Linked DNA regions of Homo sapiens: region 1 is linked to region 2. Evidence: read pairs that join two places in POLR2A ChIA-PET (ENCODE). Cell type or tissue: Panc1. All regions are shown on one strand. Each heading gives the region's core, and the rest is flanking DNA. Links, peaks and the distances in the headings are about the cores only. Region 1 overlaps ABCC3 (ATP binding cassette subfamily C member 3). Region 2 has its middle 11 kb from the start of TOB1.

Region 1 (2,500 bases), core at 1-2,500, 180 kb after region 2:
GAACAAGCCAAGTGGATATCTGGAGGGAGGGCATGCCAGGCAGAGGGAACAGCAGGCATAAATGGCTCTAGGTGTGTTCTGGAGCACACTGGCAAAGGCAAGAGGTAAGAGGCTGAGGTAATGGTGGCTCCATCATGTAGGGCCTTGCAGGCCATTTTAAGGACTTTTTTTTTTTTTAACTCTGATTAAGATGCAAAGCCATTAGAGGGCTGTACACAGAGGAATGACGTGATTTGATTTTTTTTTTTTTTTTTTTTAAATCTCTTGGCAGCTACAAGCAGAATAGACTGGCAGGGCATAAGATGATGGTGGCTTTGAGATAGGATTGGCTACATAATTTGGGAGGCCCAGTGCAAAATGAAAACCTGAGGCTTCTTGTTGAAGAATGATGGAGAATGTCAAGGCACTGACGGCAGAGCATTACTCTAAACGCGCAGTTCTTCCGGGAGTGGGGACGCTGTGACTATTCCTGTGGAGCCAGCCCTGCTTCGAGGCAGGAGAAACCACGCGGCCAGAGGTGAAAAAGCAGAGCAGCAGGCACAGATTGGTCTCTCAAGGAGGCGTCAGAGAACGGGCCGTGGGGTTGAGGGCAGACATTTATAGGATACAGAGACAGGAGCATGGGTATCCATGCAGGAACTGGGCTGCTAGACATGAAGCAGGGGAACTGGAAGCTCCCAGACAGTGAGGGGTGAGGGGCCAGAGGGTGATGCCTGGGGAAGCCAGGCTGGGGTCAGGCAGGTGGACTGGCGGGTGCAATGCAGGCCACGGAATCCACGAGGACTCCAAGAAGAAGGGAGAGGTCATTTTATTGGGACGTTGCTAAGAGGTTGAATTAGACGAGAACAGAAAAGCGTCCCCTGGATTTGGAACCAGGAAGGTCACTGGTGAGCTGTCTCCGTGGAGCGAGGGCCAGAAAGAGGACTGCAGGAGGCAGATGACATCAAGGCTGATGAGGAAGCGGATGCAGCTTGTAGAGACCATACTTTAAACCATGCTTCATGACAGAGGAGAGCAGAGAAATGGGGCAGTGGAGTGCAGGGGGGAGGGTTTGCGTGTGTGTCTGGAATGGAAGATGTGATGGAATATTTTTGCATGTGGATGGGAAGCGTCCAACAGAGGGAGCAAGAATGACAGGAGATGGAGGGCGGGACTGAGGAAGCCAGGTCCTCAAGCGGCCATGAGAAGAAATGGAGGGGCTGGGCTTTGAAACAGAAAGGGATGATTCCTGCTAAAAGTGAAAAGGAGACAACGGTGAAGGAGACACAGGCGGGTTTAAAGACTGAGAGGCAGGAAGGTTGAGGGAGTTCACGTCTTAGAACCTACTTTTTATGGAGGTGTCAGGCAAGGTCGATGGCTGAGCAGGAGGGAGATGTGGGGTTTGAGGACAGAGATTATTCAACAGAATTCTTTCTGAACGTGAGAACATGGGCTTCTTGGGGAAGCAAAGCAGGAACATGCAGCCGTGGTGTGTGGTTATAAACTTGTCAACTCAGTGATTTTTCTCCTGCAAGCTTTTTTTTTTTTTAGACAGAGTCTCACTCTGTTATCCAGGCTGGGGTGCAGTGGCGCAATCTCGGCTCACTGCAACCTCCACCGCCTGGGTTCAAGCGATTCTCCTGCCTTGGACTCCCAAGTAGCTGGGAATACAGGTGTGCACCACCACGCCCAGCTATTTTTTTGTATTTTTAGTAGAGATGGGGTTTCACCATGTTGGCCAGGCTGGTTTTGAACTCCCGACCTCAAGAGATCCACCCACCTTGGCCTCCCAAAGTGCTGGGATTACAGGCATGAGTCACTGTGCCCCGCCTCCTGCAAGGTTTTAAGTGCTCAGTGCAGGCATGAAGAAGGCAGATTGGTGGGCTCAGCTGGGGTGGGTTTTGGAGGTGAGTACAACTGAGAGAGAAGAAAGAGAAGGGCAAGGCAGGTGAGAGCGTTTGTGTTGGTGGAGCATAGACTCTAGGCTGGCCGGGGAGGGAGGTGAAGGCAGAGAAGCTGATGGACAGAGACACAAAGGGGGGTCATGGGATTGGGAGTCCCAGTGAAGGCAGACTGCTGTGACAGTGGGGGACTTGGAGCATGAGAGCGAGCAGGATAGGAGCGTGGGCCAAAGATGGGATGCTTGACACTGATGCTGCAGCTTCTGGGCATGAAGAGGGCTAAGGTGTGACCATGAGAGGGGGCGGTGGAGAAAAGTCTGGAACCCCCAGTAGGGAACAACTCCTTTTCCCCAACAAAGGGCATGCTGCCCCACCTCCACTCCTTTGCCCAGGCTGGTCTCTTTGGCTGGAATGCTCACCTTCCCACTGCCCACCCCACCATCTTACTTAGTCTATCAAAGCCTGTCCATCCTTCTCATCTAAGCTCGTCTCCCCTGGTCACCCCAGCTGAAGGATCTCCCTCATCTGCCCTCTCCAGGTGCACCACGCCAGAGATCTGGTCATCCACTGCAAAGCCCTGCAATAGGTCTTACCCCTCCCACCAAATCAGAATCACCTAA
Region 2 (10,960 bases), core at 2,539-5,038:
GCTGTAAGAACCATCAGGATAATGGCTTTAAGCACTAGTTTCTGCTACAGACTGATAAAGTTACATTTGGGAGAAAACTCTACTTATAAATGAAGGCTCAAGTGTAATGTGCTTTTTCTGAAAATCATAAGGCAGCTGGACGGAACATAATAGAATTTTTTTTTTTTTTGAGACGGAGTCTCTTGCTCTGTCACCCAGGCTGGAGTGCAGTGGCACCATCTCGGCTCACTGCAACCTTCCACCTCCCAGGTTCAAGTGATTCTCCTGCCTCAACTTCCCGAGTAGCTGAGACTACAGGCGCCCGCCACCATGTTGGCTAATTTTTGTATTTTTAGTAGAGACGGGGTTTCACCATGTTGACCAGGCTGGTCTCGAACTCCTGGCCTCAAATGAGCTGCCTGCCTTGGCTTCCCAAAGTGCTCTGATTACAGGCATGAGCCATTGCGCCTGGTCAACAATAGAATTTGAAACTGTCTGGAGCACTAATATATTCATTTTATTTTGAGACAAGGTCTCACTCTGTCACCCAGGCTGGAGTGCAAAGGGGCCATCTTGGCTTACTGCAACCTCCACTAAAGCGATTCTCCTGTCTCACTCTCCTGAATAGCTGGGATTATAGCTGCGTGCCACCGTTCCCTGCTAATTTTTGTATTTTTTGTAGAGGCAGGGTTTCGCCACGTTGCCTGGGCTGGTCTCAAACTCCTGAACTAAGGTGATCCGCCCGCATTGGCCTCCCAAAATGCTGAGATTACAGGCGTGAGCCACCACACCCAGCCAAGCACTAATATATTCAGATTTTAAATACTGAGGTTAACATAAGCCTGAATATCTGTTTCAGATCTTAAGGATATATGTATCGACAAAAATCTTAGGGAAATTTCATCTTGGTACATATGTTTGACATCGGAGAATGACTAACTCAAAATGTGATCTTGATTGGTTTTATTAAAACTTGAGCTTGGTGTCCTTGAGAACTTCATCTTTTTTTTTTTTTAGACAGAGTCTCGCTCTGTTGCCAGGCTGGAGTGCAGTGGTGAAATCTTGGCTCCCTGCAACCTCCGCCTGTCGGGTTCAAGTGATTCTCCTGCCTCAACCTCCCAAGTAGCTGGGACTACAGACGCGCGCCACCACGCCCAGCTAATTTTTATAGTTTTAGTAGAGACGAGACGGGGTTGGCCAGAATGGTCTCGATCGCCTGATCTCATGATCCTCCCGCTTTGGCCTCCCAAAATGCTGGGATTACAGGTGCGAGCCAACGCATCCAGCGAGGACTTCATAATTTTTTAAAAAATGAACAAAGGCCCTGTTTACATGCCCTTTTTGTTCATTAGGAATGGGAATTTTTTAAAAGGTGCTTTTGCCTAGCACATCTGAGAAAAGGTTACATCTTAGTTCCAAGTCATTTTCTCCCCAAGGTGCCATCACACTTTTGACTCTCTGTGGGGAGACCATTTCGGTTGACAATTTGATGAATTCGTTATTTTCACAGGCCTTTCCCATCTTTTTGACTCCTATAACTACAGATACTGTAGCAGCCTCTGAATACCCTGAGTGTCCAAAATGTTGCCTTACAGATTTCATAGCTCATGGATGAGTAAGGAATATTATACCAAAAAATGGCTTTCTAAGTTTAGTATATTCGTTTTCTGCCCTGCCTTGTCGTTTCTGAAATCAGGTACATTGTGAAATGTCCTTTTCGCCTATAATAGATGGCAAATGTAAATATAGGCCTTCTTCAAAATGCCTCCTTAAAGATAACAATATATGCTGTGATTAGTTAACTTAGCTTTTGAAGGTGAAACTAAAGGTACTCTGAGTTTAAAATATTTTTCCAGGGCAGGTGCTGTGGCTCATACCTGTAATCCCAGCACTTTGGGAGGCCGAGACAGGTGGATCACTTGAGGTCAGGAGTTTGAGACCAGCCTGGCCAACATGGCGAAACCCATCTCTACTAAAAACACAAAATTAGCCAGGTGTGATGGCATGCACCTGTAGTCCCAGCTACAGGCTGGGAGGGTGAGGCAGGAGAATCACATGAACCCGGAGGCGGAGGTTGCAGTGAGCCAAGATTGTGCCACTGCCTTCCAACCTGGGTGAGAAGAGCGAAACTCAGTCTCAAAAAAATAAAATAAAATAATGTTTTTCCAATCGGGTGTAAATTTCGTTCCCATATACATGTCTGGCATTTTAATTGAGAGACTTAATAAATCTTCAGGACTTCGATTATTTTAAAATAAGTCACTGTGACACAGAAAGAAACAAAGTATGTCTCATTGGACATACTTAAGCTAATGAAGTAAAATGCCGGTTGGTAGACCTTCCTTTATATCCTTTCGGTACACAAACAGAAAATGGCATAGGCATGCTACATCAGATACGTACCCTTGCTTGACTGGAAATGCATGCTTTTGTCAGATGCTGGGTGACAACTCTAGTGCAAAAACAGATACAAGAAAAACAGAAGACAAGTATGTAAAATGGTCACTGCTGAATAAAACCCATTGCATTGTTTAGTATACCAATCAATTGACGCTTAATCAGTTTGGCCCAGGAGGTCATTTGAGATCAGAGTGCTTTAGTTTTTGTGGTATATTAGGAAGATTATATCTTGTAGTTTAAATGATTTAGGATCAATTATCTGTGGGCATACAATTGGAAAATTAGCACATTTTCCAATTGCATGCCCAGTTTGAAACCATTTTTGAGTGGCTTATGTAAACATGTAGTTGGAGCCATTTTTAAAAATCTTTTAAATCAGGAAATAAACATATAGCACTTACTATGTGTCAAGTGTAGTTCTAACCCAGTTTATAGACTGGGTCAGGGGGAGGGGGATGGGACTGAGGCACAGAAAGCTTCACTGACCCAAGATTGCATGGCCAATACATGGCAGACTAGCGATTCAAATGCAGGTAGTGGTTCCAGAGTTCACGCTCTTAAGCACTATGCTTTGCTCCCTCAGATTAGTTGCTATTCTGATTTGAAGTCAGGGTAATAACACCATTTTCGATGTATTAGCTACGTAATTTGCAGAATCTTTACAAAAGTGTTAATGAGAGGGGTCTAGTGGAAGGCTATTAACCATGCTCAGAATATGCCATGATGATATTTTGAGTGAGACTTTATATTTCTATTGGTCATAAACTGAACTCATAGGCAATAAGGAAATGTTTTTAGAAATCATTGTTATATCATTGCTCTAGTTTTTTGTTTTTTTTTTTTTTTTTTTTTTTTTTTTTTTTTTGAGATGGAGTCTTGCTCTGTTGCCCAGGCTGGAGTGCAGTTGCACAATCTTGGCTTACTGCAACCTCTACCTCCCATGCAACCTCCATCTCCCAGGTTCAAGCGATTCTCCTGTCTCAGCCTCCTGAGTAGCTGGGATTACAGGTGCACACCACCACACCCAGCTAATTTTTGTATTTTTAGTAGAGACAGGGTTTCACTATATTGGCCAGGCTGGTCTCGAACTCCTGACCTCAGGTCATCTGCCCACCTCGGCCTCCCAAAGTACTGGGATTACAGGCGTGAGCCACCACACCTAGCAATGCTCTAGTTTTTTTGGTTTTCATAATTCAGTCATATAAATTACATCTCTTTTCAGAACTACTGGATGATTCCCTGACTACATTTAGTGGTCGGTTACAAGTAAAGTTGTAACCGTTAACCTCCTGTTGCTATTTTCACAACCATTCCTTGTCTGTGCTTATTGATAAACACTCTAAAGAAAGGCCAAGGCCGGGCGCGGTGGCTCACGCCTGTAATCCCAGCACTTTGGGAGGCCGAGGTGGGCGGATCACGAGGTCAGGAGATCGAGACCATCCTGGCTAATACAGTGAAACCCCGTCTCTACTAAAAATACAAAAAATTAGCCGGGTGTGGTGGCGGGCGCCTGTAGTCCCAGCTACTCGGGAGGCTGAGGCAGGAGAATGGTGTGAACCAGGCACTGCACTCTAGCCTGGGCGACAGAGCAAGACTCCATCTCAAAAAAAAAAAAAAAAAAGGCTCAGGAGAATTTCTGTAGTTTCTATGTGGATTAAATCCTGTTATACTAAATACTGTTTACATTGTTGGGTTAGTTGGCATTTGATTGAAGCAAATATTGCTGACCCCTTAGTTGAGCTTTAGGTGGTTTAGATTGGGCTGAAAGTCTTATTAATGGAATTTGACTCGTAAGTATTAATAGTAAAACCTACATTAACCATTTCTCAGTATTTGAAGTTTTAAGATTTTATGTCTTAGAGGACTTGGTTTGTATATATAGTCTGTTAGTGAGAACTTTGAGATCATCTCACAATTAGGCAAACCTTAGACGAAAACATTTAATCAACAGGCAGTCCCTGTCTAGTTGTCTAGTGGCTAACTGAAACTACAGGTCTAAATTCCTTGCTGAATTGTATGAAGTCATTTGATTCAGATGGCTCAGTTTATTCATCTGCAAAATGAGTACAGTGATACCAATATGCTTCCCTGAGGAGCTATGAGAACTAATCATTTGCTATTAAGAGTTGTCAGTCAACTAATAGAACATGTGTCCATAGGGGCTCACAGTATTTAGAAGCCATAAAGTCCAGAATTCTAGCCATGTTCGCTGCCCTTTAAAATGAGGAAAGTAAATGAAGATTATAACTGCCTTATGTGAACATGTTGCTGTCAGTTATTTGCGTCAACAGAAAATTGAAATTCTACAGTAATATTCTAAAAGCTCATGTTTCATAAAATAAGTATAATTATTTTCATAAGAATAAGTATCACGGAGTTTGTATTTCTAGTTTTGAAGCACTGAAGGCAACTAGTGCATTCTTTTTCATACAGTTGGCAAGTTGATTAAAACTCAGTATACTAGTTGACATTTCCTTTTGGGAGCAGCCATAAGTGTTTGCTAAGTTAAAATGTCCTTGCTGTTGTGAAAAATATTGACATAGTTGTTCTTATTTAAACAATATTGCCTGAGGAATAGTAGTTAAAATGTAGCTTGGTGGTGGATACGTCACATGGATAATGGTGCTAGCTTTATTTTAGTGCAGGTAGAAAAGAAGAGGAGGTTCGCTTTACCAAAGGGAAAAACATAGAGGACTTGGAAGGAAAAACACATTCCGTCTGGCATTATGAGTACTTACTTCACTGATAAAATATGACCAGTGTGCAGTACAGAGAACAGGTGTAAAATATTTTTAGACAAACTTTGGCATATACCGTAGGTCGCATCCCTTCTGCCTATACACTTTTCAAGTGTTTCAAAAATAATTGTGGAAAAACCACATTGACAAAATGAGCTAGACATTGATTTCATGTGGGGTTTGTTTTGTTTTGTTTTGTTTTGTTTTTTGCACTGAATGTTAAACATAAACTTCCTTCCTGGCCATCAGGTTGCAGCTATTTTTAAACTCTGATTCTCCACATGCCCTTCTATAGCTTTTGAGGTCTTTTTTTCCTCTTTCTTAGTGCTAGTGAGAAAGCTGGAAAATTATGTTGCACACTCTTTTGGAGTGTGAAGACTGACTTAAAACGATTTTGTGCTTCCTTTAGGCCAGAAAGAAAGAGTGTCAAGAATGGACGTGGCATCAGTCTAGCTTGTTTTCTAGCAAATGGTGAGTATAAGTAAATGACTTCTGTATATTGATAGAAAGGAATGCTATCAGTATCATATCAGTATGATTTAAGAAATGGAATTACTGGCCGGGTGTGGTGGCTCATGCCTGTAATCCCAGCACTTTGGGAGGCTGAGGCAGGCGGATCATGAAGTCAGGAGTTTGAGACCAGCCTGACCAATAGGTGAAACCCCGTCTCTACTGAAAATACAAAAATTAGCAGGGCATGGCAGCACGTGCCTGTAATCTCAGGTACTGGGGAGGATGAGGCAGGAGAATCACTGGAATCCAGGAGGCGGGTCGCAGTGAGCCGAGATCGCACCACTGCACTCCAGCCTGAGCGACAGAGGAAGACTCCATCTCAAAAAAAAAAAAAGAAAAAGAAAGAAATGGAATCATCCTACCCTGCAAATATTGTACACTTTAGTACAGTATCCAGACACCTTGTGACACAGGTTCAGTAGTTTCCAGGCATAGGAACATCTTTTTCTGTTTTGCACTAAATGCAGGTATTCCTTTCAGATGGCTTTCCCTTGCCACCCCTCCACTAGCCATCAATGCATTTCTTTTTCCTTTTTTTTTTTTTTTGGAGGGGGAACGGAGTCTCACTCTGTCACCCAGGCTGGAGTGCAGTGGCGCAATCTCGGTTCACTGCAACTTCCGCCTCCCGGGTTCCAGCAATTCTCCTGCCTCATACTCCTGAGTAGCTGAGATTACAGGCACGTGCCACCACGCCCTGCTAATTTTTGTATTTTTAGTAGAGACGGGGTTTCACCATATTGGTTAAGCTGGTCTCGAACTCCTGACCTCGTGATCTGCCCGCCTTGGCCTCCCAAAATGCTGGGATTACAGGCGTGAGCCACTGCGCTCGGCCCCATCGATGCATTTTTAGTAAGGATGAAGGTTGAATTTTGTTTTGTTTTGTAATGACAATGCCTATTCTTTCTTCACTCTGATTATCCAGATCTGCCTACTGCCCTCAAATCTCTTTTCCCAAAAAGAACTCTCCTAGTTTTGCAAACTACCTGCCATTCTAAAGTTTTGTGGAGCCCTGGTGACTTACTTTATTCTAATTTCTTTTTATTTCCAGAAAACATGATAGGAATCTCTTAAACCATTTTAATACAAGGTTTAAGATAGCTGCAATCTTTGCAGTCAACCTTTCTAGAAACTAAGGTGTCACCAGAGGCTCTTTAACTAAAGACTTTGAGAACAAACAGTTTTCACACAGCTATAAAAGATTTTTACCTGGGGAAATTCTTCTTTGTGAATCTTGAAAAAGGCTGGAAGAAAGGAAGGAAACTTTTTTTTGGTAACTTAGAAAGAAGATTCTTGTTTATTTTCTGAACCACTAAAGTTCAAAGAACTTTTTGGGTTCTGTGTAAAAGGAATAGAGAGATGGAGGTGAGAGCTTATCTCCCCAGGAGCATCTGCCAAAGGAGAAGGGTCTGGCAGCCGGCAAGGGACCAGGGTGTTATGTCTTCTATCTGCCTTTGCTTCCAGGGCCTGGGAAAGGTGGAAAGGACAGTAAAGGAGAGAGCTTATGCATACACTGCCTGACAACTTGCCCTGGAGATCAGTTTCCTCGGAAGGAGGCTTTGCAGAAGTTCTGACACCGCCATTTCCCAAAGATTGTGCGCGTGTTTTTTTCCCAGATTTTCAAGGAGGATGGGGAACTGCTCCTACGTAAAGCACTGCCTATTTGAAGGATGATTTTTATACTATCACAAAGTCTTATGGAATCCAGAGGGAATGACCAACCCCAAAAGCTCAGTAGTAATAATGGCAACCCTTATATGAATTTACTATGTGCTAGATACTGCCCCATTTAAATTCAGTTCAACTTCATAACAACCCTCTGAAGGTTGTACTGTTTCTCCCATTTACAGATATATAAGTGGAGGCAGAGAGCTTGCAACAGTCACAGCCAGCGGAGCTAGGATTTGAACTGTGGGATTCTGTTTCCAAAGTCCATGATCCTTAACCATTACACTATCCTGCTCCCTTGGTTGACCTCAACCGGTCGATTTTATAAAAAGAGCCCCACCTGATTATTTAGAAGTCATCTAAGCTGCACTTTGTGCCCAGTCCCCCTCTCCTGCAAACCTCACTTGTGATTGTTTGCTCAGCAATCCCAAACTTATTTTGCTATCAGCCTTTGCCAGGCACAATTAGGAAAGGGAAATCGGTTGCAAAAACACAATGGAGTAAGATATGAGTTTGAGGGCTACGTGCTAGCTTTACTTACTTACATTGCGACTGCTCTCTGGATGATTAGATTTGTTGAGAAGCAACTATAGGCACTTCACATACTGAAGTCTTGGGTCCTGAGCTTTACTAGTACTTGTGATAGCAAAAGGGTGATGTTGACTCAAGTGGCTGCCCTGGGCTCAGATTCCATTCTTGTCCCTAAATTCTTTCTCAAACAAGGTGAGATATGATTAAAAACAGCTCCTGTATTCATCCACTCAACACATTTATTAAGCATCTCCTGCGTTAGGAACTGGCAGTGATATATACAATCCTTCGGAACCTCTAAAGGAGCTTACATTCTAGCAAACGATAACACACACGCCCAAATAATCATAATACACAGGAAAATGTAGGGGTATGAACAAAAAAGGGTGAGACTGTGCCTATCTTAGGGATGCTAGATCTGGGGGGAGATATCCAGCTATGAAGAATGGGTACAATGTCCACTGGAAGCACCCGGGGAAGCCTGGGCTCCCTCAAATTCCCAGCTCCAGTGGAGGAACAGGCAGTTGAGAGGAAAACCTTGGTCCTGGTGTGTGTGTGTGTGTGTGTGTGTGTGTGTGTGTGTGTGTGTTCTTCATCAGATGTAGCCACAGTAGGAAGAATGTGTGCTGCTAACCCTTGGGGAAAAAGGCAGAGGAAATCAGAAATAGAAGCTCTGCTGCCAGCCCATCTCTCCTGGGAGAACCTGCCTTTGAATTTGAACATTTTAACTTATTTTTTCACTGTTTCAAGCTTTGTACAGAAACATTATGAAAGAGAAATAGTTTAAAACTTCTTTATTCATCAAACCCAGGAGTGAGATGGGGAGGACCAGTAAGAAGTCCAAGGAAAGAAAAGGTGGGACTGAGAGGGGCGTCAGGCTGTGTCAGAGGGATGTCGAATTCCTTCCTTTTAAGACAGTTTCAGTTTCATGCTTAATCTAGAAACTTCCTCAGGCTAGAAGCTCCCTCTAGGGGTCATCTCATTTGTTTTCCTACCTTTAGTGACAAAGCCTCTTTTGGTTTTGTGATGTCAGGGCTCACAGCAGGTACTACCCCTCCAGAAGTTGGTGTTGGTGGAAAGTGCGTGTTCATTGCACAAACTCAGACACCCCCAGGTCACTCCCAGTTGCCACTCCCATCGCCACACCCTACCCCTGGCCAAGGCAACAAGTCTGTGGAGCTCTGCAGTTTCCTTTTCCAGTTTGGCTTTTTGGGTGCTTGTAATATCTTCCGGTTTGAACATAAATCAAAGAATGAGGCTTTGAAGGGAAAGCTTTGTATAAATTTCAGCCAGAAATTAACATTCCCAAATAACTTTTCGCCTGGGTCACTTCCCCGGGCAATGCCCTTCCCCAGGCTTCCCTAAGTTCTCTTGGTGGCTGAGCACTCTGTCATCCACTGAAAATACCACCACAAGCTGGCCAAACTCCTTCATGTGACCTGGGACTGTTCAGAGAGCATCACTATTCTGTACAGAGTGTGGATCCTGCTTTGGCACAGAAGACACCAGCGTCTGATCCTTGTCTCACACTCACTTGACCAGCGGGGACACATGTTTAGGCCCCACAATTTCCCCTGCAGATGTAAGAATGCTCTAGAGTGGTGTAGGGGGCTTCATTCAGCCTCCAAATAACATTACTCCTCGTGATCCTCTATGAGAAAGAACGTGGGCTTTGGGGTCAGACTTTTTTTTTTCCTTTTTTTTTTTTTTCTGAGACAGAGTCTTGCTCTATCACCCAGGCCGGAGTGCAGTGGCGCAATATCGGCTCACTGCAACCTCTGCTTCCTGAGTTGAAGGGATTCTCCTACCTCAGCCTCCTGAGTAGCTGGGATTACAGGTGCCCAGCCCCAAGCCCGGCTAATTTTTTTGTATTTTTAGTAGAGACGGGGTTTCACCATATTGGCCAGGCTGGTCTCAAACTTCAGACCTCAGGTGATCCGCTGCCTCGGCCTCCCAAAATGCTGGGATTACAGGTGTGAGCCACCACGCCTGGCCTGGGGTCAGACTTTGAATCAAATCTCAAACTCAACCTTAAATAGCAGTGCACTGTTAAAACGATTCCACCTCAGATTTCCTAACTGTAAAAGGGTTCCAAATTCTACTTGTTAGGGTTGGTGTGATGAGCATGTAAGATAAATAAAGCATTCAGCATAATCCTCTTCCCTACATAGAATAACCTGCACTCTCTTTACTCTGTGGTGAGAGAGGGCTCAAATCCTCCACCTCTCCCCGCACGGCTTAGCCTCAAGGGCATGTGCTCAGCCTATTTAGGGGAGGTCAGCTGGCTATAAACGTGCCTTTTCATGAGAATCCTAGGAAGTAAAACTTCCTGGTATATTAGCAGGGAGAAGGGAGGACACAAAAATGAGACGAAACCAGACTTGACTGTTCTTGAATCTGTGGTGGAAAATATCACACATGCGGTTAAGTACGTGGCCTTTGGAGTCATATAGACACGCCTAGGTTTGGTTCCCTGCTTGGCCAGGGACTTTGGGAAAATTATTCAATCTCCCTGAGCCTCAGTTTCATTATCTCTGAAATGGACAGGTTATTAAATGGAGGTGAAAAATATACACATCACAGGGTTGTAAATATTTAATGAGATAATGCATGTTGAACACATATTAAGTGCTGTAAGCTATTAGTAATGGAAATTATTAACCCTACCAAAAGGGCATCTAATTGGTAAAGGGTGCCCACCTTCTATGAGGTCTGGGACAGGGATGGGTTACCATCCGTGTAAGTCTCACTAAAGCTGTGTTCTAGTCATCCATAAACACCAGCTTCAGCGCTTATTAGGGTCACAGGGTAAAATTGCTGGTTGTAATGATTGTGAGGATTGCTTTGAGTCTGTTATTGATCATACCAGGGTCCTAAGGCTGTTTCCCCTTTTATTCTGTTGCCCCTTGTGGTACATTGAGATGGAGAGTGGCACTTGAAATAAGGGGTCATTGAGAGCTTAGTTCTGTGCCCCGAGGTGTTGGAGCTGGGAATGAAGGGTTCAGAAATATTCTTAGGGCCTCCATGGAGGTCTCAGAGGTTCCTCATCTCTAACCAAATTACTACACTTTATCTTTTCTTCCTGGGCCTCCAACTGCACAACCCCGAGTGTGTGCGTATGTGTGTATGCATCT

What was found. Peaks named below come from ENCODE experiments on the same cell type or tissue, not always from the same donor. Only the 100,000 strongest peaks of a DNase experiment are listed, where the experiment ranks them.
Region 1: POLR2A ChIA-PET joins it to region 2 with 7 read pairs; 7 of 35 experiments call an interaction of 5 or more read pairs at or near these places.

Annotation. Positions count from the first base shown.
Region 1 is chr17:50,680,103-50,682,602 of GRCh38, reverse strand. All of the region lies in intron 26 of ABCC3 (ATP binding cassette subfamily C member 3), which reads right to left. Among named protein-coding and RNA genes, the nearest start is that of ANKRD40, 27 kb to the left of the region's middle. In Panc1, for the core only: no CTCF peak of the experiment used is centred there; a DNase peak (open chromatin) is centred at 1,125; H3K27ac peaks cover 1,614 bases.
Region 2 is chr17:50,850,109-50,861,068 of GRCh38, reverse strand. No RefSeq gene overlaps it. Among named protein-coding and RNA genes, the nearest start is that of TOB1, 11 kb to the left of the region's middle. In Panc1, for the core only: no CTCF peak of the experiment used is centred there; no DNase peak of the experiment used is centred there.